Linked DNA regions of Homo sapiens: all the other regions are linked to region 2. The links are chromatin loops, found by intact Hi-C in ENCODE. Cell type or tissue: OCI-LY7. All regions are shown on one strand. Region 1 overlaps FGF12 (fibroblast growth factor 12). Region 2 has its middle 110 kb from the start of FGF12-AS1. Region 3 overlaps FGF12 (fibroblast growth factor 12).

Region 1 (8,000 bases), 310 kb after region 2:
TTCTTCTTGTCCAAGAGATAGCAAGAGAAATTCCACTTTAGGAAACACAATTGTTTAACAAGTGAGTCCTTAGCAATTCTAAGGCCAGAATCTTGTGAGCAGATACGGAAAGGTACCAATTACCTCTCAAAGACTGGCCTGGTTTCCCAGTGAACAATTTCATCCATTACAGAATTTTCCTGTTTGTAATCCCAAGGTCCATACTTGTACCAGAATTTTACTCTCTAGGTTAGATGAACTCATTATAGCTTAAGTTTCCCTTAGAACGACAATAATAAAACTGCTATTGCTGCTGACTCACTTTAATGCCAACAATTGTACATACATTTTAGAAGCCTAATTTTGATTTACAGTAACTATATAGATCAAAATTAGAGCATTGTTGAGTGAGACTTTCTTTTGCCCACAGGACGACCAACTAGAGACAGAGGACAGAGGACCTGTAGTGCAAAATAAACTGCCAGAGGTGAATGATTCAAAGAAGTCTGTGACATGACCCTTGTATTCAAGCTCAGTGGGCAGGGAACACATGTCTCTTGTTCACCTCTGTATGTCTGTGCATTCATTGGGCTGATATATATCCAGTGTTTACTACACTGCATTGCGCACTGACTATATAGTGAAAAACAATGGTTTGTGGATGAAAGCTGCTTCCAGTATAGCACTGGGCTTGGCACAGTATGGACATCTACTGATTATTAATTGAATAAATGCATGAGACAATTAAGTGAAATCAGCAATATTATAAAAGAAAAGATAATAGACTCAAGACAGACTAAGATGTTGGTGAGTCTAGTTGGATTCTATAAGTTTTAGGTGCCAGAGGGAAAAGAATCTGAAGATGCCCAAACAAGTTACAGATGTACTGTCTATCTGGGACAGAGAAAAGAAGTCAAGATTACACACATGTTTTTCTTTGGAGAGAAGATGATAAAGAAATGTGAATATCATCACACTGGTGTATGTAATCAATTCTGAATTAACCTTCAGTAAACCCAAAATCTCAGTATTTACATGAATTCTTTTATTCAGATGGTACCAAAATAATGCTGCCTGGTAACTGAGATGAGCCCTAGCTAAAGAACCTGTTATTGTTTTCAGATAGAGAAATGGGAGCCACATGTATTCTATCTTTTTTTTTTTTTTTTTGAGACAGAGTCTCATTCTGTCACCCAGGATGGAGTGCAGTGGCGCAGTCTCGGCTCACTGCAACCTCCGCCCTCCGAGTTCAAGCGATTCTCCTGCCTCAGCCTCCCTAGTAGCTGGGATTACAGGTGCCTGCCACCATGCCCGGCTAATTTTTTGTATTTTTAGTAGAGACGGGGTTTCACCATCTTGGCCAGGCTGGTCTTGAACTCCTGACCTCATGATCCACTTTGCCTCAACCTCCTAAAGTGCTGAGATTACAGGCGTGAGTCACCGTGCCCGGCCGTGTCTTCCATCTTTATTAACAAGATCTTTGATTAAGCTGAAAGAAGGAGTTTTATTTGGGAAGACTGGATTTCAGTTGATACAACACAGAGAAATTCAGACATTTTCAAGCATATCCATCCTCTTTGGAAAATACGTAAACATCATAGTATTCAGAGATAACCTTAAGTGAGGTTTTCACTGCTTTGTACAATTGTGTCACTGTAGCTCCTATATCCACAACTGAGTTGTGATAGAATGGAATATTCTTTTCTGCTCTTACATACAGATTTTAAATGTGGATAATAATATAGAAGATAGATATTTTATAAAAATATAAATAACTTAAGTATTGCAGGACAGTAGTAATAAGTAGGGCTGGAAAGGTTGTTGGAGAGCTTTGAATACCTAGGTTAGTATTTAACTGTATCTTTCAGGCCATTGAAGATTTTGAAAAGCAGTTGCAACATAATCAGCATTCTGCTTCAAAACTTACAGCTAATAATTTTGTTTTGGCTCAATATTTAAAATAACATTTCGGTTAAGACCTGAGTTCAAAATGTCTCTCAATATACCTTATAAGTTATGAAAACAAGCAAAAAAATTTAAAGATGATTTCCAGCTCAGCAAAATCTGCATTTTCATTTGGACTTTGCTTTACCCTTTTCACAATTATTTATTTGCTTCACACAAAATAAGCCAGGATGGAAATTCCCCATCATGGTCAAGTTCTGCTCCATGATGCACACACAAGGTTCTGTAGCTTATGGGAACCAGGAGAATAGCAGGTGGGGCAGGTAGCAACAAGAGAGCTCAAACAGAGTGGCTGAGAAGCACTGGCGCTGCAAGGTGCAATGCTGGCCCAATGTCAGGCACTGGGCTTATCCAGGACTTACAGACCTCCTCTCAACTCAGGACCATGGATTCTCAGAGTTCCGGAAGTCCCTATAGTGCCATAATAAAGTAATAATTCTTCACCAAACCACAGACATTTGCATGGACTTTAACGAGTTGATTGTGAGGAAGAAATAGGAAAATGACCATCAGTCTGGCCGCCTTGAGTTCCGTAGCCAAGCCCTAAAACCAACGCCCAGCCTGCCACAGTGTGTGACATCACCCATATCCCCTCCAGTTCTCTCCGGTCTGACCTTGACAGCTGACCTTGAAAAAAGGAGAAGAAAGATTTGAGCTCACTTTTTTTCAAACCTGAATTCATCATCCGCCACAATTTCCTTCTCTCTTCACACCTTCCAACATTTCCCATTCAGTAGGTTTATTAGAAGGATTCCATGCTTTTGACTCAGCCCTCTTTGTTTGTTCCTTTTGTCTTTTTTTTTATCTTGCCTTTCTGTGAAACTGTCTTTGTTTCTTCTAGTTAGCCAATTGATCCTAACATTGCTTCTGGAACAAGATAATGTGACCTTCAGCATTAGACAAGACTGGAACCAGTGGGGAAAAAAGCAGAGTATATTGTCATTCTATGTTCTAAGAATAATTCAAACAAGCCTATGCCATAATGCTGACAGGATCTCCCCAGATTCTCTCAGCTTCTAGACACCATCACAGCCCTGCTTGCTACGCACAGGAGGCCAGGAGTGGTGGGCGAGCGCCACCTCGTGGACATGAGGGAAATTGCTTCCCTCTGCGAATTAGACTGTGTTTCGGCTTAGCTCTCAAAACACGTTTAAGAGAATTGTATTTTTAAATGGCTTGAACACCTTCCAGTCAGTGAAGCGAAGCCTGAATTCATGAATTCTCTATCTTAGGGATTCTCTGAGTAGCAGGAGAAATATCTGTACGGTGAATCCGTCCTCAGGTAAAATTTAAGGTGAAGGACAACAGTAGCTTCGCTTCTTTAAATAAAAGATTTGTAACAGAAATTTAAAGAAAGAAAAAAGAGCACTAATTATGCAGATTGCATTCAAGTTAAAATTTACATAGTATCTGGGCAGTAAATTCCACCATGCTTTAAAGCAGAGCACTAATTACTACTCTTCCATTAAATCTTTCCTGAAGAATCTCTTCTATCTTTGAAACTACCATCCATTTTGCAAAAACAAGTTACCTTTTCATATTTAACACCAGCAATTCACAGAGGAGTGTGATTTATAGACATTTGCATTGAAATAACCTATACTTTTTTGTTGTAAGTGCAGCTTCTTAGGCCCTACCCAACATCAACTGAATTAGAATTTCTGGGGCTGAATCCCAGGAAGGGGCATTTGAGGTTAGCATCTAGTTGATTCTCTTGCACACTGTGCGCTCCAGTTAGAGACCCCACTGCTTTCTTCATTGAATCCAGGAATTAAGCAATTTAGGAATAGAATTGCCATTGTTCTTGCAAATTACACTATTACTAGTTTTTTATAGCCCAGCTTCCTAGAGCATCTCATCTAGAAAGCTTTCCCAATTTATTCTAGAAAATTCAAACAGATGCCTTTTCCTGAGTCCTTCACCCCAAGAACATCCTTATCCAGGGGTCGTTTTACTCCACCTTCCTATTTTAGCTCATCAGAGATCCATATCTTCACCTAGAAATTCTGAAAGGTGGGGGTCTCTCACGCTTCTCTTTCCATGGGCTTTCAGAATACATGCAGCAGCGTTTTGCACGTGGCAAGGTTTAAAGAGTTCATCCCAAACTCTTATGAGTTTGCTCTTGGAATCCTATGGATTCAAATAATTAGCCAAGCAAAAAGATTGGCAGCACGGCCACCAGAAAACAAACCTCCCACCTTCCCTAAAGTGGCAGAACAGCTGCCACCAGTAGAACAGAGTTGTTCCTCTCCTCTGCCACTCAGGCACCGTGACTGCAGAGTTATCCAGACACACCAATCATTTTGCAACTGCTTGGCTCTCTGCAGTGCCCCAGGAATTCTAAGCAACAAAGGAGACAGTCATCTGTTCCACAGCCTAGCAATTGTGTCATTAAACAAATTGCTCCATAACGTCAAAAGAGGCATTCTTTGTGACAGCCAAGTGATATAATTTGTCTTGATTCCAGACATGGGAGACATCTGTCTCGAATTCATGCCTGTCATTTGAAGTTGCAAGTTTATCTACAGAAAAGTGAGACTATACCCAGACACTGAACAGAAATATAAACATTAAGTGACTACTTAAAAAGCTATAGTTTTACCCTTTTAGCACAAATACAGGGAAATTCTTTCTAAACTATATGGCTGTATACCAAGTGAAAAACATAGATTGGTATTCTCTCAACAAAACTGCTTTCAGAATCGGCAATTCAGTTTGCCTGAACTGTTGGAACATAACAATAGATGCAGGTTAAACACACAGTTCATTTAGCTCAACACATCCGTTTCTAACAGTGATGTATCACGGAAGCATTAAATTAAGCAAATGCTCGTTGAGCACCAAGTTATGCAATGAACCATTAGATGCTATGGAATTAAAAGAATGACAACATGTATCAAATTGGGCAATTCACAGATGGCCTCGTAGAAGTTCTGCTTCCCGTGGGTCTTTAAAGATGCATAGTCTGACAGTAGTCAGCAAACAGAGATGGTCTTTCCTTTCTACTCCTCTCCATTGTCTTTCCAGTGAGGTCAGCATCTACATGTGTAACGCATCCAGCACCAGCCGTCAGACCACCGGCATCCTCACCTTGAATAATATTTTCCTCCATCCTGCCTCACAACTCGCATCCAAGGCAAACATGGACATACACCACCTCTGAAATCTTCATCTGAAACATCCAACTCTGACTCACCTCCCTCCTGTCCTACAGTATTTTCTTCCACCACTTCCCAACAATTCCTCAGTCTTCCTGAGATCCCTAATCCTTCGTTCTCACTCCCGTCCACCATCACGTGTCCTGTCCTTTTACATTTGGCAGATTTCTATTCATCTTTTTAGTCTTTGCTTAAACAAAACTTTAGCAGCAATAATACTGCACCTTTAGATTGGATGTGATCTCCCTTGTAGATAAACTTTCCTAATACTCTTAATTTTTTCCCATCTTCAACCTAATCAGTCTTTAAGACAATCGCTTATTTATTGTCTTCCCCAGTAGAGGAAATAGTAATCAAGGGAAAGGAAATCACAGCCACTCATTTGTTGCTGTGTTCCTAGAGTGCTTGGCTGATAACCGATGCTTGAAAACTGTTTAATGAATTAACAACAACAAAAGAGAAAACCCAATTTGCTCAAGGCACAGGGAATATTTGTAGAAGGAGGGAGAATCCAGGATACAGACTCAGATTGGTGCCATTTTCTAGAGTACTTGAGCATTAGGTAATGGGAAACATTGGGGTCTTTAAAGATGAAGACGCTCTCCAAATACTCATTTTTTTTCAATAATTAGTACAGCTGATTATTAAAAGTGTTTATACGTTTATTGCAGGAAATCTGAAAAAACTTAGTGAAGTAAAAAGAAAAATCACCCATTTCTGTAGTACTGCTAACATTTGATGCATTTTTTTCTACAAATTTTCTAGACATTTGGTTTACATAGTGGCAATAATACAGTGCATTCAGACTTGGACTCTAATCTGTTTCCTCTCAACGCTGTAACCTAAGCACTCTTTTCTCATCACGTAAAATTTTTTAGTAAACTTACGTAATGACTACTTAACATTAAATCATTTTACCATTACACAGTATACTTATCATTTTCCCATTTTTAAAAACTTAAGTTTTACCCATAAATGTTTTATTGAAAATATTACATAGATCAAGCACACAAATCTTTTCTCTATGAAACTGACAAATGTCTACTCTTACATAGCTACCACGCAGATCAAGTATTTGACACAGCAGCATCCCAAAGTCTCCTATATGTCCCTTCTCAGGCAATACCCCCAAAGGTAATTATCATTCTGACTTTTAGCACCATAAATTCGTTTCGCCAGTTTCTGAACTTCACAGCCCTTTTTGCCTGACTTCTTTCGCCCAATGTTATGTCTTTGAAATTCATCCAAGCTTTTGTATAAGTAGTTTATTCATTTTCATTTCTTCAAAGTATTTTCATATATATATGTGTGTATACACATACACATATAAGCACACATTTATATGTACTACACTCCATCCAAGCCACGGAAGGACACTTGGGTTATTTCTACCTTGCAGCTATTAAATTCAGTTCCTGTTATTAGCCATGCTTCAGTCTAGTCATACTGTTAGCATAAAACACCTCTTAATGAAATGAGCTGCAGAAATCTACCAAGGATGTGGAAAACTGTTTTCTTTTGAACATGCCTTAGTTGTTCTGCACTCTGCAAAAAATTCATTTTCTGATGTTAGAGCTAGACAACCAACTCTAAATCAATTTCTGCTTATCTATTATTTACTCCTAGTGTCAAATGTGTGAGTTATTGAAAAGCAACTAAATATAAAAGAAAAACATCCCCCTGAAAATTGGGAGGGAGGGGTAACAATATACCAGAACTGTAAGCAGGACAGAGACATGAAAGGTCCAAAGCAAATATGCATTTTGCCCAAGTGACGGCACTTTGACAGTATACTAGGCTTGAGTGATACTATGCTTCAATTCTAAGTTAGAGGCACAGGTTGTAGAATCTGAAAAACCTGGAACTGATTCCTGGATTATTTCCTTCTGTATGGTCTTAGAAAACTACTTTACCTCAGCTCCTCATTTTAAAAACAGGGCCAGTAATATAAATATCAGCATGAGTAAATGTATTCTGGCATATCATTAGATTTCAATAAATATTATTTTTTATACTGATGAATGGCCACCAATATGCCATACAGTTTAGCTTAGAAGACCCAAATAAGTTTAAATTCAGGTGCAATATTTCCCAAATATAATCTTAAAATAAATTCCCTAAAAACAAGAACAGCAGACTTGCTGCAGCAGAATCAGTCTGATCCAACTCTGGCACTGTACATTTATGTCAGTATCATGTTTAATTACAGTGAATCATAACTATAGCAACAGTATATTTTTGTATTCTGTTTTAGTGTACACAAAGGCTTTTAAAATCAAATCTCATTCAGTCCTTCCGATACCTGCGGGGATCTGTCCCTTCCTCTATGCAAGTTATCAATTTATTGTGTCTCAGTTCAAATCCATCCTTCATTACCTACTTGGCAACAATGGCCTTGAACCCTTTAAGTCTCTGTTCTTTGCAGCAAACACAATATTAAGCTTTGTCACTAGAGGGTGCTGGAGGAAGTGGTTTCTCTCCCTGCTTCCAGTTTACTTCTATATTGATTTTCTTGTTATTTGTTTTGGATGGCCGTCAGCAGCTAATTTGTGAGGGGAATACTCACAAATTGTGGTGCTCACAGACCCAGAATGTGAAGCCCCTTGGTAAGCTTGCGTCCCCAGTTTCAGCTCAGTGATCATCTTGCCATGGATCTCCCAATGTGGACACCATGCATCCCAGGTTCCACAGCACCCTGCTGTCGGGTAAGCTCCTGTGCACCTGCCAGGGCTCACTTCCTGCAGGGCTTATGCATTCTTAAGCATTGGACCCCTCTAGAATGCAGTTTCTCCAACGCCCCATTCCTACAGACGAAGGCTTCTCTATCCCTTGGTTCTTGTAGCATCTGGTGACCAACAGTGCCCAGCAGAAAACGGTTGCACCCAGCACTGACTCTGG
Region 2 (8,000 bases):
GTTCATATGATGGACTGCCTCTGCTCTTAGAAAACTCTTGGAGACTCAGAGACATCTTCCCTGAGAAAGATAAATTTAATTTCAAACCTGAAAGGAGTTGGTTAATCAAAAAACCAGGGAGCTGTGACAATTTTTAAATTGAGAATGGCAAAAATAAATTGTATTCTGTATAGAGGAAAACAATGAATGCCGCAGACCTGAGTAGAAACATCCAAGTAGAGATTCAATAATGGAAAGGTGTGCCGTAAGGCTAGAACAAAGAGAGTGGCGTTTGCAGGAGGCTCAGAGAAGCAGGAAGGTGGTGTCAAACCAAGTAGCGTACTGAGACTTGGAAAGCATTTTGGATTACAGAAAAGTATTTATGGAAATTAAGGTAATATTCAAATATTATATAAGCAGCTGGATGAGTACTTCACTGGTGTCTTCCAGTGTTTTCATTTTGGGTTTTTTTCTAAATCTGTGCTTCCAATAAGCCACATGTGGCTACTGTGCTCTTTCAATGTGGCTAGTCTGAATTGAGAAGTGCTGTAAATAAAAAACTAAACACCAGGTTGTGAAACCATAGTATAAAAAAGACTGCAGGCCAGGTGCGGTGACTCACACCTGTAATCCTAGCACTTTGGGAGGCCTAGGCTGGTGGATCACCTGAGGTCAGGAGTTCAAGACCAGCCTGGCCAACATGGTGAAACCCCGTCTCTACTAAAAATACAAAACAAATTAGCTTGGTGTGGTTGTGAGGGCCTGTAATCCCAGCTACTCGAGAGGCTGAGGTAGGAGAATCACTAGAATCCTGGAGGTGCAGGTCGCAGTGAGCTGAGATCGTGCCATTGCACTCCAGCCTGGGTGACAGAGCGAGACACACACACCCCAAAAAAAAAAAAAAAAGAAAGTGCAAAATTTCTTATTAACAATTGTATATTGGTTACAGATTGAAATTATGATTTTTGGATATATTGGCTTAAATATCTTGTATTATAAAAATTAATTTTGCCTATTTCTTTTACCTTTTCAGTGTGCTTACTAGAAAAGTTTAAATCATATACATGGCTCCCAATACATATTTGTTGGGCAACACTGTTCTATATTCTTTGCTTCCTGAAAAACCATAGAATGGTGAAGATTTATCTAGAGTGAAGGTTTTGATAACCAAAATTTTCTTCCTATTAAATCTGAACCCAACAGAAGGAGACATTTAGCCTTGAGATGATTTCAACTAGAGTCCCAGGCAGAAAGCCATTTAACTTGATAATAAGCTGTATAGACTTCAGCAGAGCAGTTTAGAAAATTATGTGGGTGTTAAAATATATGCACATATTCCGTTATATATTAACAAGATATGTGCTCAGAGAAGACTCCCACACACCCACGCACCACTTAGAATACTGGCTTACATTTTTCTACCAGTAAAGTCACTTTGAATAAAGGAAGAAAAAAATCGAGCAGTAGTACAGTAAATGTCACATACTGTATAGTTAATTTGCAAGAATCGTTTTGCAGAAAATGAATTTTTCATGAGTATTCTTTAAAATATGTTTTGCCAGGATATTTTTCTTTGATGTGACTAGCTTAAAAATCCCATCACCTTTTACTGAAATTTTATGATTGATCTTTTTCATATTTGAAACAATTTGATGAAAATTTATTAAATTCAGTTTTGTGCCAATCTAGTTAAACAGACTTCATTTCAGGCCTTTAAATGCTTACAGTCCAAGAGAGGGGACTGTGCTCAAAGAAATAAAATAGTGTGAAAAGTTGAAGAATCAAATTACATCTAGGTACAAATGTAACATGATTCTTTCTGAGAGGAACGAAATCAGTTGTATTTATTCTTAAAAAAGAAAAAAAGACTACATATAGTCCAGAAAACCTTAGCTACATTTAAAAACTGTCTCACAAAACCAAAATTTGGAACTGAACCTCAATTATAATAAAATATTTTCTTTGGAGGATCTGTCAAAATAAGACAGTGTATACATGTTCTTGTTGGCATTTTATACCTGGTGATTATTATGTAGGTATTAGAGAAGTAATATTTTTTTCCCAATCTCTTTGAGTCTTCTGTTAATAAATTTTGCAGACTTCGTAGTCAATGTGTCTCTGACATAATCGTGCGTAAAGTGCATTTATGTATTTACAGAGGAAATGGACCATGAATAGCTGTCACTGTGGACTTTCCCCTCAGTGCCCCATTTACTCTGTCATGCTGTAGGTGTTGCTGGGGGAAAAAAGGGTCAGCAGTTTTTGGTGTAGGCATTTTCTATGGTTAGCCAGCTTTTGTATTTCCTTTGAAGCACTAAGCTGTAACGAAAGTTGTAGGATGGCTCTATGATGAGGGCCATTTTTTGGCCAAATTTCTAAATATGAATCAGTGGATTAAACAGAAAGGTTAAATTAGTTTTTCACATCTTCTTTACTTTTTAAAATATTATTTCAAAAACTATAATTTGAAAGTTATACTGTATCACATTTTATATATCCAGGTGTCAACTGGATTAGATGGGGATATTTCACTTTTCCCCCACATCACACAGCATTGGTAGCGTATTGGAATATTTGATATATTAGGTTCATTTATCCTAGGTTTTATATTTTAATTTGTTAAGTGAACTCTGAGGGGGAAAAGGGGAGATTTTCATTCAGGAAAACTGACTAGATAAAATAATTGAAATATAAATAAATGTCATTAAATTTGGGGGGTTTTAAAGAATATCAGGGGTCCTGTCTGGATAAGATGGAATAAACACTGGTGACTCAGTCTTCTGCACTGAATAAAGACTAGACAGATGCAACAGAGCAGCTCTTTGAGGACTCTGATAAATAGAAGGCAAACTGGGGAAGAAGCCCAGAATTCAAATACTGATGAATTTATCATTTTTTTCCTCTAATGCTCACAACCAACACAGCAGTGATCACAAAGGAGTTGGCAGAGAGAGCTTGGGAGAAGCCTAACTCTGGCTTCTTCTAAGAAGTTCTCCCTAGTTCTGGCTCAAGAAGCAAGAAAGGGAACTTAAAATATTCCGAAAGAGTGTGGAAATGTCCTGTTTTATTTTTCTTTCTTTTTTCTGTTCTCCCATGGCCTAGTTCCTATGCAATCCTGTGGAGCCAAAATTCTAGGTGGGGAAAGTTTCTATTAGAGTAGTCCCCCCTTATCTGTGGGGAATATGTTCTAAGACCACCAACGCATGCCTGAAACTACCAATAGTACCAAACCCCATGTATTTTTTCTTACACAACCCCACAATAAAGTTTAATTTATGAATTAGGCATAGTAAGAGATTAACAACAATAACGATAATAAAGCAGAACAATTATAACAATATGCTGTAATAAAAGCTATGTGAATGTAGTCTCTTTCTGTCTTTCTCAGTATATCCTGTTGTCACGTATACACCTATTTTCAGGCTTTGATTGGCCACAGGTAACTGAAACTGCCAAGAGCCAAACCATGGATAAAAGGGGACTCCTGTCTCATATCTTCAGCAGAGGATCCTTGGTTCCAAGAGAGTGAGGCTGACCACCACTGTCGTCCATCTGGATTGTCCTTTCATTGTTTGGACCTGGATGTGGGCACACCAGAAGTGCACCTCAGAGTGGGATAACTAAAACCCTGGCTTCCTTGATATAGAAGGACCCCAAGGAACCAGAAAGTATGAAAGTTATGGAGAAAAAGGAAAACTCAGGAAATCAATTCCAAATAATTGTTTATAAATTTTGGACTCGTTCCCAAGCTTGCACATGTGGATCTGATGTTATTTAGTGTACAAAAGATAGAACTGAAGATACACCACTGCCCAATGTCTGAGACTGGCCACTAGGTGGCACATGAACTGGACTGATCCAAATAGTACTGCGAATGCTTTGAAGACTATGCTAGCATTGCAACCACAGCACACAGGAGAGGCAGATTCGAACTTAAGAGTGAACCTAACCAGGCTGACTCTTACTAAACGAAAATGTCAACATTCTCCATAGGATTTAAAGAAGTCCCAGAGTCTCATAACATAACATAATATTCAAAATGTCCAGGATACAATGAAAAAAATTTTGGTATGTAAACTATCAGGAAAATCTCAACTTTCATGGGGAAAGACAATCAACAGATATAAATATGAAGTAACAAAGATGTTGGAATTATCTGATTCTTGAAACCAAAGGAAAAATAGAAAGTACACAAAATAAATGGAAGCTGTCAAGAAGTACCAAATGAAGATTTTAGAATTATAAAAATAACAACAACAGTAATAACTTCCCCCTCAAAACAAGAAACAAACAAAACAAAATTTAAAACCCTCCTTTGACAGGCTCAGTAGCAGAATAGAGATGACAGAGGAAAGAATCAATGAACTTGAAGAAAAATCAATAAAAATGATTTAATCAGAACCATAGAAAGTTTTCTTAAAAAATGAAAAGTTTAACAGAACATTAGACATCTGTGGGGAAATAACAAAAAAACTAGTGTTTTTGTTATTTGAGTCCCAGAAGGATAGAAGAAAAAGTGCAGTGCAGAAAAAAGTTAAAGAAGTAATCGATAAAAATGTCCCCAAATTGGCAAGAGAACTGGACATAAAGATTCAAAAAGCTCAGTGAATGCCAAACAGGATAAAAGCAAACAAATCCACACCCAGAAGCACTGTAATCAAACTGCTAAAAATTAAAGACAAAGAAAAAAGCCCAGAAGCCACCCAGAAAAAAAAGATTCGTTATCAATAGAAGAACAGTGACATAGCTCAGAAGGAAGTGTTGAAAGAAAATAACTTTCAACTCAGAATTCTATACCCAATGAACGTATCCCTCGGGAATGAAGGTGAAATAAAAACACTTTGAGAAGAAGAAAAACTAAGGGCATTTATTGCCTTGCAGACCTGATCTAAAGGCATTGTGAAAAAAAAAAAAAGCTCTTTAGGATTTTAGGATGAAGGGAATTAATATAAGAAGGAAACATGGAACATTAACAATGAAGGAGGCTGGACACAATGGCTCACACCTGTAATCCCAGCACTTTGGGAGGCTGAGGCAGGCAGATCACTTGAGGTCAGGAGTTCAAGACCAGCCTGGCCAAATGGTGAAACCCCGCCTCTACTAAAAATACAAAAATTAGCCAAGCGTGGTGGCATGCACCTGTAATCCAAACTACTCAGAAGGCTGAGGCACAAGAATCACTTGAACCTGGTAGGCAGAGGTTGCAGTGAGCCGAGAATGTGCCACTGCAGTGCAACAGAGCAGAGCGAGACTTTGTGTTTAAAAAAATAAATAAATAAATACAAAGAAGCAACAATGAAAATGGCAAATGTTTGGGTAAGTATAATAGATTTTTTCCCTAAATAGTGTGTGGGAGTTGAAAGCAGAAATTACAACATTGTCAAATGAGATTTCAATGTATGTATATAATCATGACATAAATAGGAAGCTAAAGTGATCCAAATGGTAGTAAGCTTTCTACATTCAGCCAAAAGTGGTAAAATATTAATTCTAAGTAGACTGTAAAAAGTTAAATACATATATTGTAATCCTTCGTGAAATAACAAAAAAGAAGTCAGGAAACAGAGAAATGAAAAAACAGAAATAACTAACAGAAAACAAATAATAAAACAGTAAACCTAAATCCAAACATATCAAGAATTACATCAAATGCAAATGGTCAAATCACATCTATTAAAAGACACAGATTTTTAGGGTGGATAAGGAATATTAGACAATCAAATTAATCCCTGCTTTGAAAACTGTCTTTGTCTTACAATGAGGAAACAGAGATTTAGAGGAGAAATAAATTGTTCAAGATCCTACAGCAACCAGATTTAGAGGACAGTTTTTCTAAATTCTTAGATATTGCTTCCTACTACTTCACAAAAGACCTTGTCCCAGCCCTCTAGGGTATTGCTGGGATAAAGAATAAGGAAGTGGGAACAGCTAGATTGCATTGTTTCAGGACTGAATTCAGAGTTAAATGTCAGGAGGGTCCTGACCCTGTGCCAGAGGAGTATGTTACTAGGAAAGCCATTGAAAAAGCCCATCATCATATAGGGAGGTAGTCAATAATGGCTAAAGTGGCATCAACCCCATAGGGGTCATACTGGGTATATTAGTCAGGATTCTTCAAAGAAATAGAACTAATAGGATACACACATGCACACACGCACACACACACACACACACACACGGAGGAGAGGGGAGATTTATTATGAGGAATTGGCTCATACAATTGTGGGGGGCTGAAAAGTGTCATGATCTGCCATCTGCCGTCTAGAGATCCAGGAAAACCGGTGGTGTAATTCTAACCCAAGTTCAATGACCAGAGAGCTGATGGTGCAAATCCCAGTTAGGGGAAGAGAATACCTGTGTCCCAGCTCAAGGAGATAGGCAGGAAGCCAAAAGGGGTAAATTCCTCCTTCCTCCACTTTTCTGTCCTATTCAAGCTTTCAACAGATTGGATGATGGACACCCACGTTGAAGAAGACAGTCTACTTTACCGACACTGCTAACTCAGACGTTAATCTCATCTGGAAACATCCTCACAGACACACACAGAAAGAATGTTTCTATTTGGGAACCCTGTGGCACAGTCATGTTGACGCATAAAATTGACCACAATACTAGATCTGACCCAATTTCCAGCATGCTTCTTGGGAAAAAAAGGAAGTGTGAGGCAAATTTCTCTAGGTTTTTCATGAGGAGAGTTGCATACATTCTGACAAAGGCAGAGAAAGTGACCTGGTAACCAGGTATCTTCTTTTGATATATGCTGCTTGCATTCAGCAGGTTCTAAGCAGTGAAACTCAGAGTAACCTATGGTGAATTTCTGACTTCCCCTCCCTTATTGTTGGAGCAAGTCGAGGAATTTTATGAGACAAGTTGTGTGTCTGCTGGAAAGAATAAGGGCAAGGACTAGAGAAATATAGGGTACATGGACTTAAATAGTAAAATACAGAAACACGCACTATTGAATTACCTAGCTTTCTAGCTTTCTGGAGGAGACACAGATTTCTGTTTTCTTCCTTATAATGGGTTCAGTCAGTGTACATGTAATTGAGGAAGAGTCATATGTTACCTCTTTGTTTTTAGAGTGTAGTGCTGGGCGAAGAAAAAGAAATAAAACACAAGTGTGACAGTTTTGGTTGCAGGAGACAGTGTGCTCTGAGTAAAAGTGTGAAAAAAGCTATTGTAATTTAATTTTGTCCTGAGAATGGGTGCTCAGATGCAAGAGAATAAATCTGACTACTCATGAGCTAAGAGACATTCTTAGCCAGGACTATATTGTCAGGGGAAAGTGAACTCCTTTCCAAGTGACAGAGAAGTCTGTCTTAACATATTCTCACTACTAAATAAAGTAGCATTGTGAACCATTACAGCAGAAGCAAAAAATATAACTTTATTTTTGTAAAGGTCCAGATTTTAAATATATGCTGTTAATAATTTGGGGGGCTACCATTTCAAGACGGTGGCCACATTTATTAACCTAATTCAGATCCAAATATTTTGTTCATAAAGTAAGCACTCACATAACGCGATTGCTTAAACAAGTATCTCTCTGGATTCAGACAGAAGAAGTTGTCCTTGAATCAACTCTGAATATTTGGGCAACATCTTAATACAAGGCCCAGCTCCGTATCAAGAAATCTTTAAATATATCACTACAACACCTCTAGGAGATTAGGCATGATGCTGAAATATGGCAGGGACATTGCAGAAACTTAGCATCTAATATCCCCTGCTATTAAAATTGTCTAAACCTTGTCATAAGAGAGTCTTCTACTCATAACTCTCATGCACATTTACAACTTAAAATTTCTCTGGAAAGTTGACTTCAACCAGCCTTGACTAGGCACTTAATAAATGTTAACTACGGTTTATTAAGGGTTCATTCAGTGGAGTGATTCTCAAATCTGCAAGAAAGAATCACCTGCCTTTACTCCAAACTGATTTCATCAGGATTTCTAGGGGTGGGGCCTAAGCCTCAGTATATTTTTTAGAAGTTGTCAGGTAATTCTAATATGCAGTTGAGG
Region 3 (8,000 bases), 81 kb after region 2:
AGCAGAGGAAAATCCTACTTAGGGCCAGATAAATTACAGGGTAATTATTTCCACTGCAGAAACATTCTCTGCTTCATAAAAGGATTCATTTTAGGATCCCAGAGTTCCTCTAAATAGCAAGTTTCTTAGTGCATTTAGGCATCCCTTTACAGCTCATTAGCTACTTGATAGAGGCGGAGAAAGTCAAGAAAATCCTAAAGATGTACTTTCAAGTGTTCTTATTAAAAATCTTCATGGATGAAAATAAAATGTTTGAAGTTATCATTTTTCAATGAAAAAGGAAATTTGATTTATAAAAGCACTTCGATGTGATTTATAGAAACTAGAATAAGAAGAATGTCTGTTACGATATTCCATAGAATGCATTTCACAAATTTCAGCCACCATAACTCAAAACACTGTAGGGAGTGTGACAATATGAGTAGTCAGATTAATAGAAATAGCTAGAAATACAGCTGTTTAGCCACTGAATAAGAACCTCTATTGTCTTTAAGCCTGAATCTCATACATAGTTTTATGTTAAGTGCTTCTCTCTGTCCACAGTTTCTCATCAGATGAACTATGTCCTTTGCTACATAAATTAAAGAACATGTTGTAATTTGGATATTTTATATATATACACCAAATTATAAAAGAAAAACTATTTTAATCTCATTATATTGAATTTTCTTGTGAATAGATATTTCACGAGAATACATTATTAATATCAACGGAGTCACTTCCAGAATGCAAATAAATGTAGAATAATTTCAATTTTAAAACAAAAAACACTGTTGGGAACCCTCTTTGAGGAATGCTTTCAGAGCATTCTTTGACCTATCTTTACTGGGAGCAACTCCTTTGTAGTGAATTTACTTTTTCAAAATAGACAAATTTCAATTTGAGCCAAATGCTTCTCAGTTGCCACGTGAGAGGTATCTAACTTAGCTACTGTCTATAAGTGTCTCACTCGGCATAAAGTGTAGTATTAGTGTTCCTTGTAGTACCTTCAGTTGAACTAGTTCAGAGAATTCCTTGTTGATAAAAGCATGTGGCAGAAACTGACAACTGTCTTTCAGTATTCATTCTTTTCTAATGTGTTTGATAACAACACACGTTTTTATACTTGGCTACATTACTTAAAAAGTTAGACAATATTTACCATTCTTCCTTGTAGCTATATGTAGTCATCTGACTAAATTAAGGCTAATATGATATAAATGAATATATATTATGGGACTTTCAGAAAAGCTGATTTAAATGAGTTGATTTGGCTTAGAGGAAAACATTTTCTCCCCTACTTCTTCCAGCTATTGCCACTACCACCACCACCATCATCATCATTTTCATCATCATCATGAAATGTGGATGTAATGGCTAGAATTCCAGCAGCCATCTTGAATCAAGAGGTGATGAAAATTATCAATGAGGATGGGAAAACAGAAAAATAGAAAGCTGGGTTCCTAGTGTCCTCTGGGAATCCTGTGCTAGCTATGGACTGTAGACATTCAGATCCCTTTTTATAATAGAACAAGCTTCTGCCTTGTTTAAACCACTTTTAGTTTGTTTAAAGTGAAAATTAATCTTAGCTGACACAGGTTATATCAAAAGAGAATGTATTCTTGTCTACATAAATTATCAGGATAAACATGCACAAGATGAATTAAGGTGAAGTGTTTTGTCATTCTGAATTTTCTAGCTTCACAAATAATGATGATGCAAATAAGAATATCCCCTCACATCAGTACAGGATTTTAGAGATAGGATACAGGATTTTAGAGATAGGAATTTTTATATCTGTGACCACATTTAATCTTTGAAGTAACTCTGTAATAAAGCAGAAGGACTTCCATTTCCCATACAAACAGATGATGAAATTAAGGTTGAGCTATCTGCCTCAGGTCAAACAACAGCAGTTGGTACAGCCAGAAACCAAACGTTCTTGACTTAAAATGTATTGCTTTCCTATTGATAACTTGCAGGTTCTACACGTGAACATTAGTCACATGTTGTATACCATTCACTACCTGACTCACTTACGTGCTCCTTTGATTAAAGATAAAAAAAATAGCTTTCATAGTTTTTCACTGGGCTTCTGTTTTTGCCATGGTGCAGTAACAGTGACTAGATTTAACTTCCCACTTTAAACAACCAAAAATTATACCATATATGAAACAATGATTTTCAGATGTTGGGAAACATGCAGTGTACAACTGTGATCCTTGAGAGAAAAAAACATAGTGAGCATTGCCCCAGAAGGAAATGTCTAGACAGCGGCACAGAAAGAAAGAACACAAACAGCCAAGGAGATTCACTGAGCTGAGGAAACAGAAACTGGATTTCAGGGAGCCAGGGGAGGCAAGGTGGCTAGAAGTTGGGTGTCAGTGTATCAGATTAAAAGAAGTCAGTAATTTAGACGAATACTGACCTGCATATGTGTGAGAGGAAACTACCCAAGGCTATGGGAGAAAAAAAATACACAAGAAAAAAGCCAGATAATTCTTGGAGCTCACACAGAGCCAAGAGTAGTTCATGTCCCCACAAAGGTGGACAGACCTGGTAATATATGGGGCTTTGGCTGGAGCTCTAAGAAGGGTATAACTAGTTTAATAAAATTCTAGGAAAGTCAACATAGAGTACACAGAAAAGAGATGGAAGAATAGAAAGTTACACAGTAACCTAGGATTTTATGAACTTGAACATAAATGACAATTGCAGCACTTCTGTTTGACCTCGGTATTTGTCATAGAATTAAATTAAATTTCTACATATCGGATATAGCAAGGAATAGAGATAAAAGTCTTTACCATCGCGGAGCTTATATTCTAACGAGAGTAGAAGAGAGAGACAGTCATGTAATAAATATTATATTGGAGGAAATGAGTGCTATTAGAATATAAATGGGGGTAAGGTGTTGTGAGAAAGAATGTGGCAATTTTAAGAAGTTCATAAATTCATCAAGGTAGATGAGACCAAAGACAGTGATGAGGCCAGGGTGGCTGGAGGCAACGAGAAGAACAACAGGAGAGAAGTCAGAGATGTATTGATGGGTTAGATCCTGTAAGCCATTGTGAAAACAGGAGAGATTGCAAGGTTTAAAGCAGAGGTATGACATAATGTCTCATATCTCGAAAGGATACTCTTCCTGTTGTTTGGATTAGGCTCCAAGGGTGCAATGGTGGATTCCCACCACTAAGGAGGATATTACAGTATTCCAGAGGAGAAGGACTGAAAGCTTGGATTTGAGGGGCACTCTGGACAAGGTGAGAAATGGTCAGATTATGCATATAATTGAAAAAACAGAGCCATGACAATGTTCAAATATTATATGTGGGATATAAAAGAAGAGAAGAATCCAGGATGCTTTTGAGAGTTGTGGTGGTTTTTAAGCAACTAAAAGGGTAGAGTTGCCATTAACGACAAAGGAGAACACTTTGGATGGAGCATAGTAGAAGAGAAGATCAATCCTGGACATGAAAAAATCAATGGCGGTTTAGTGTGTGATACCACAATATTGTGATTTATTTGTTTATTTTTTTGAGACGGACCCTCGCTCTTGTGGCCGAGGCTGGAGTGCAGCGGCGCAATCTCGGCTCACTGCAAGCTCCGCCTCCCAGGTTCAAGCAGTTCTCCTGCCTCAGCCTACCGTGTAGCTGGGATTACAGGTGCCCCCCACCACGCCTAGCTAAATTTTTGTATTTTTAGTAGAGACGGGGTTTCATCATGTTGGCCAGGCTGGTCATGAACCCCTGACCTCAGGTGACCCACCTGCCTCAACCTCCCAAAGTGCTGGGATTACAGGTGTGAGCCACCGTGACTGGCCTTTATTTTTTGTAAACATAAAAATATTGTAAAATATTGTTATTTTAACAATACATTTTAAAGAAGGTATTAGATCTGCTGCATGGTCATTTTTAAATGCTTTAAAAAAGACATAATACAAAATAGCTTTCCCTTTCAAATAACATAATAAATCCTACATAATTGCATATTTTAGAAGAAATAGGAAAACACGAAAGTTTAGACTCTTGCTACAAAGTGAAGTCTCTCCCACATTAAACACAGGAATGTTAAACAGCCTATAGCGTTCTCCCAAATAGCCCATTGTGCAACTTGAACAACATGTATTTGCAATTTAACTTCTGTTTTGCCTAACTTCTTTTTCAAATGCATCCTCTCTGTGTTGCAACACTGTCACTTATACAGACGTGCACAGCAGGGCCTACCTTTAAATACTGAAATCTCTGAGAAGTTGATTGCTCTTCCAATCACTTATCTGGCTGCAAACCGCTGAGTTGTTGCCATGATTAACAGTTATTCTTTCATAGACAATAAAAACAGGAAGGTTATATAGTGAAGATTTAAAGCTAGAAACAAATATATTGATAATGAATACGAACACTGTCATTTTGCAGCTATGAAAACTGAGGACAGTGTAGGGAAGAGATTTCCCATAAAACGTCAACTCTGATTTAGTTCAGGCAGTTAGTTTCAGGAAAAAAAAATGTATTAAATGTGTTATGTAAAACGGTGTGGGGAGAAGAATGGTTAAGTTTAAATAACTTGTTATTTAGAAGATGGTAGGTGAAAAGAAATACATATATATTTGCTGCTGTCTGTCTGCCCCCTATACTCCACTGTGTGAAAATGCAGTAAACTGGGCTAATAACTTATAGCACAATTTGCACAGTCAAAATGAAGGTTTCTGCTAGATACCATTAAACTCAAAGGTCACATTTAATATAAACCTTTTATCCTGCCTGGACTCAAAGCAGTTTCAGGATTTGTCATTTAACAGTCATAAATAATGTGCCTCATTTTGTGGCATCCTGGAGACTGAGAATCTCTCATATTTTCTTCTCAACATTAAAATTCACAAAAATGGGGGGGGGGTTAAAAAAAGAAATAAAAAGATAACTTGGTAATTTCTGTTGATAATTTCAAAAGCTGGTCCTTGAGCTTTGGTGGAGACAATCTCGTTAGCATCAGTGATGTGTAATACAATAAAGAGAAACACACAAAAATCAAACACCCTGTCTGGAGTGGCAGCTGCTCTTGTCAGAGCTATCTGTCTCGTGCCAGTCCCAGAAGTGCAATGGTACCAATGGTCTTTGTCCCATGTTCTTCCTGCAGCAAAACTTGTCAGGTTATGATGTGCCAATCTTTATCAATGTCTACAGTTCTGCACAAGAAGGTTCCTCACAGAACGTGCTTACGCTTCTGGGCAAGAAAACGCTGTGTGCTGTCACTCTTCCTTCCCCCTTGTAAGCACAATTGTCCCAGCAAGCGAGCGCCAGAGCAGCTGAAGGCGAAGGAGAGCATCTGCCTATTTCTAAGTCTTGGTTATCTGAAAGCGTCTCCAATTCTTTTTTTTTTCCCTTTTTTTTGGAAGCTGCTTTTGTAGTCAGTAGGGAGCTCTGGATGAATCAGAATAGGAATTACCCTTTTAAGAGGGAACACCTTCTACTTGTTTGAAACTCTAAATCCAATAACACTATTTCCAGACATGAATTAAGCTCTTTAAATTGATAAATGCTCATATCATTTTATTTTCTCATTTATAAATATGCATCTCATTTCATTCGCACAGCCATTTCCAGAGTAAGTATTATTTTTCCACTATAGTGATGATGATACAGTTTTCAAATAAGTCAAGTGACTTATCTGAGATCGCCCAGCTTAGAAGGGGCAAGACTAAGTCTTAGATCCAGTCTAGCTCTCATTTTACTTCATTTTAACTGCCTCATTTCAGGAAGTTACAGTTTCTATCACTATAGGAGTTTATCCTCCAGAGAGTTGAAGAACCATAAGAACTGTCTCTCTCCGTGGCTCAACAGATAGATTGAACACAGCTCACACTACTCACAGGCCTGTGATTCAGCCAAATTGTTCCTTATTTCATGTAGCTGTGGTGACTCTCAATAGATTGGATCTTCGTGGCCCATTTATTCCAATGCAGCTTTCAGTTTCACTGACCGTTGTGGAAGCTGTGGGCATTTGACTGTGAGTGAGCTCTGATTCCAGGGTTGGGGAACTTCCTGGAGTACCAGGGCATGAAAGACCCAAGTCAAGAAAAGGGAGGGGCTTTTTTTTAAAAAACTGTTACTTTTCTCCCTGTGTGTCCATGTAATTTACAAATATTATAACGCTCGTTACTAGAATGCCAAACTGAATTAGGTCATTTCTCAATCTAGAAGATGCTTTTCCTTCGACAGAGACGGGAACTGTAACATTTACCAAGAAACTATATGATTGTGTGTCACGTTTTACATTTACTAATTCATTTTTGTTTATTCTTCACAATAACCACGTGAGATCAGTGTTATACTCATTTTACTGCTTAGGAAATTCAGAGCCAGAAAAGGCAAGATATTTTCTCAATATTTCATGTTTAATAAATGAGAGAACCCAGAACCAAAGCTAGAAATAATAACAGTGAATCTCTGAGTAAGCACAGTAACATTTCTTCCATGAATCTTGGTGTGTTTTACTTTTTTATTTGCAAATGTTCTCCTGGGGGAGGTAATGGTACTGTCAAATATTTTTGCTAACAGAAGATGTGGAATGAGAAGAGACAAGTGACACATAGGTCACCATCATCAGATGCTCCAAATAGGTCTATATGTGTGTTACAGTAGAAAAAAGGAGCTCTAACTACAAACTGGCTTCCAGATCAGTCACATTTTCCTGTGTTCCACATAGTTTCAGTTGTTATGATGAAGCAACTTACCCACGAGCAGAAATAAGCATGGAGAAGGCAAATTGGTAATTGACATGTTAAAAGTTGTTAAAAATGCCAACTCATAAGCATTGTTAGTCCAAGGCCAACAGCTGTCTTAAATATCAACATTAGGATGAAGCTAAATAGCACACACATCTTTGATCACATAAGAATGTTTGGAGAAGAATGATTTTAGGAACTTGCATTATGTAAAGAATAATATTTGTCAACTTAAATGTAGTTACATGAAAACAATTGTTTTAGGTACTCTCACATGTAACCCAGTTGCCTCCTTAGGAATGAATTTATTCCACAGCTGCTGGGAGAACTGCTGGAAGAAATTCTTCATGCTTTCAGCTCCCCCCAGATCTGCTTAAGAGAGCTGCCTTACAATGACTAATCGACATGGAGGTATAGGGGCCAATCCTCTTCAGCCTAAATCAGAGGATGCTTACGTTGTCATCGGCTCTTCCCGAACTCTCTACAGGAGTGAATGGCTGTGTTCTCCCATCAAAGCTTCATCCTTACTCACAATTCCCTCTGCTGAATCCTGTTTCCTTGTCTTCCCTTTCCTGGCTTTCCCTCGAAGGTGTTGATATCATTTTCATTCTCAAATAACCCCCACCTGCCCATTAGACTCTGCACTAATCTCTGTCTCAGAGTCTGTTTTTCTGAGCCAATGAAGAAGGGAGAGAGGAGAAATACTTGGTACTCATCACCCAGCAATTTAAAGAAGTCTTTCTTACCCTCACACCACTACTGCTGGTTGCTAAACCTTAGCACTATAATTGATGGACCTCACATGGCAATTATTCATTGGAGCAATGGTGCTTCTTCAGTTAAGATTTTTACTTACTACACATTATCTGTAGCATTGGGCCCAAATGTAAGTGCTTGGCTAATGGTTATATGGGTCTTAAAGGCCAAAAAGCCATAAATTCAATACTACTTTAAGGCTGACAGCTTCTCCACAACACTCCTGCCGACTCTGTACCTATTATCTCCTAGCAGGTCTTCTGTTAGGAAGTTCTCATTGTCTCTCCAAATAGCTCAGAGCCATCTCTGTACAGATTAGACTGCTCTCTCTTATTTCCTCCAAAACCTTTTTCCCCTGTAGAAGAAATTCTGCCAATCTTTTACTGGTGGTAGACATATAAAACAAAGCCATTTCTTTGATATAATTCTTCAATGACATAAAAACAACTTTCTAGTTTCCCTAAAAGTCTCATCTAACGTCCAGCTTTTTATTATTCTTTCCTCACAGGAATTAATTTTAAGACTCCTCCTTCTTCACTTTGCT

What was found. A loop is a pair of places that touch in the nucleus more often than their neighbours do. Peaks named below come from ENCODE experiments on the same cell type or tissue, not always from the same donor. Only the 100,000 strongest peaks of a DNase experiment are listed, where the experiment ranks them.
Region 1: a loop joins it to region 2, with 6 times the contacts of the local background. A loop is called at or near these places in 61 of 110 quality-filtered maps.
Region 3: it touches region 2 in a loop (7-fold over the local background); 2 of 110 quality-filtered maps call a loop at or near these places.

What each region holds. Positions count from the first base shown.
Region 1 is chr3:192,441,677-192,449,676 of GRCh38, forward strand. All of the region lies in intron 2 of FGF12 (fibroblast growth factor 12), which reads right to left. Among named protein-coding and RNA genes, the nearest start is that of FGF12-AS2, 69 kb to the right of the region's middle. In OCI-LY7, CTCF peaks have their summits at 3,025 (motif pointing left), 3,224 and 7,555 (motif pointing right); a DNase peak (open chromatin) is centred at 2,985.
Region 2 is chr3:192,126,908-192,134,907 of GRCh38, forward strand. No RefSeq gene overlaps it. Among named protein-coding and RNA genes, the nearest start is that of FGF12-AS1, 110 kb to the right of the region's middle. In OCI-LY7, CTCF peaks have their summits at 3,813 (motif pointing right) and 4,012; DNase peaks (open chromatin) are centred at 3,834 and 5,184; H3K27ac peaks cover 1,886 bases.
Region 3 is chr3:192,207,925-192,215,924 of GRCh38, forward strand. The region is part of intron 4 of FGF12 (fibroblast growth factor 12); the gene reads right to left. LOC124906320 (a long non-coding RNA gene) reads right to left here. Exons shown (of 2, transcript XR_007096221.1): 2 at 1-8,000. Among named protein-coding and RNA genes, the nearest start is that of FGF12-AS1, 27 kb to the right of the region's middle. In OCI-LY7, CTCF peaks have their summits at 4,607 and 4,814; a DNase peak (open chromatin) is centred at 4,637.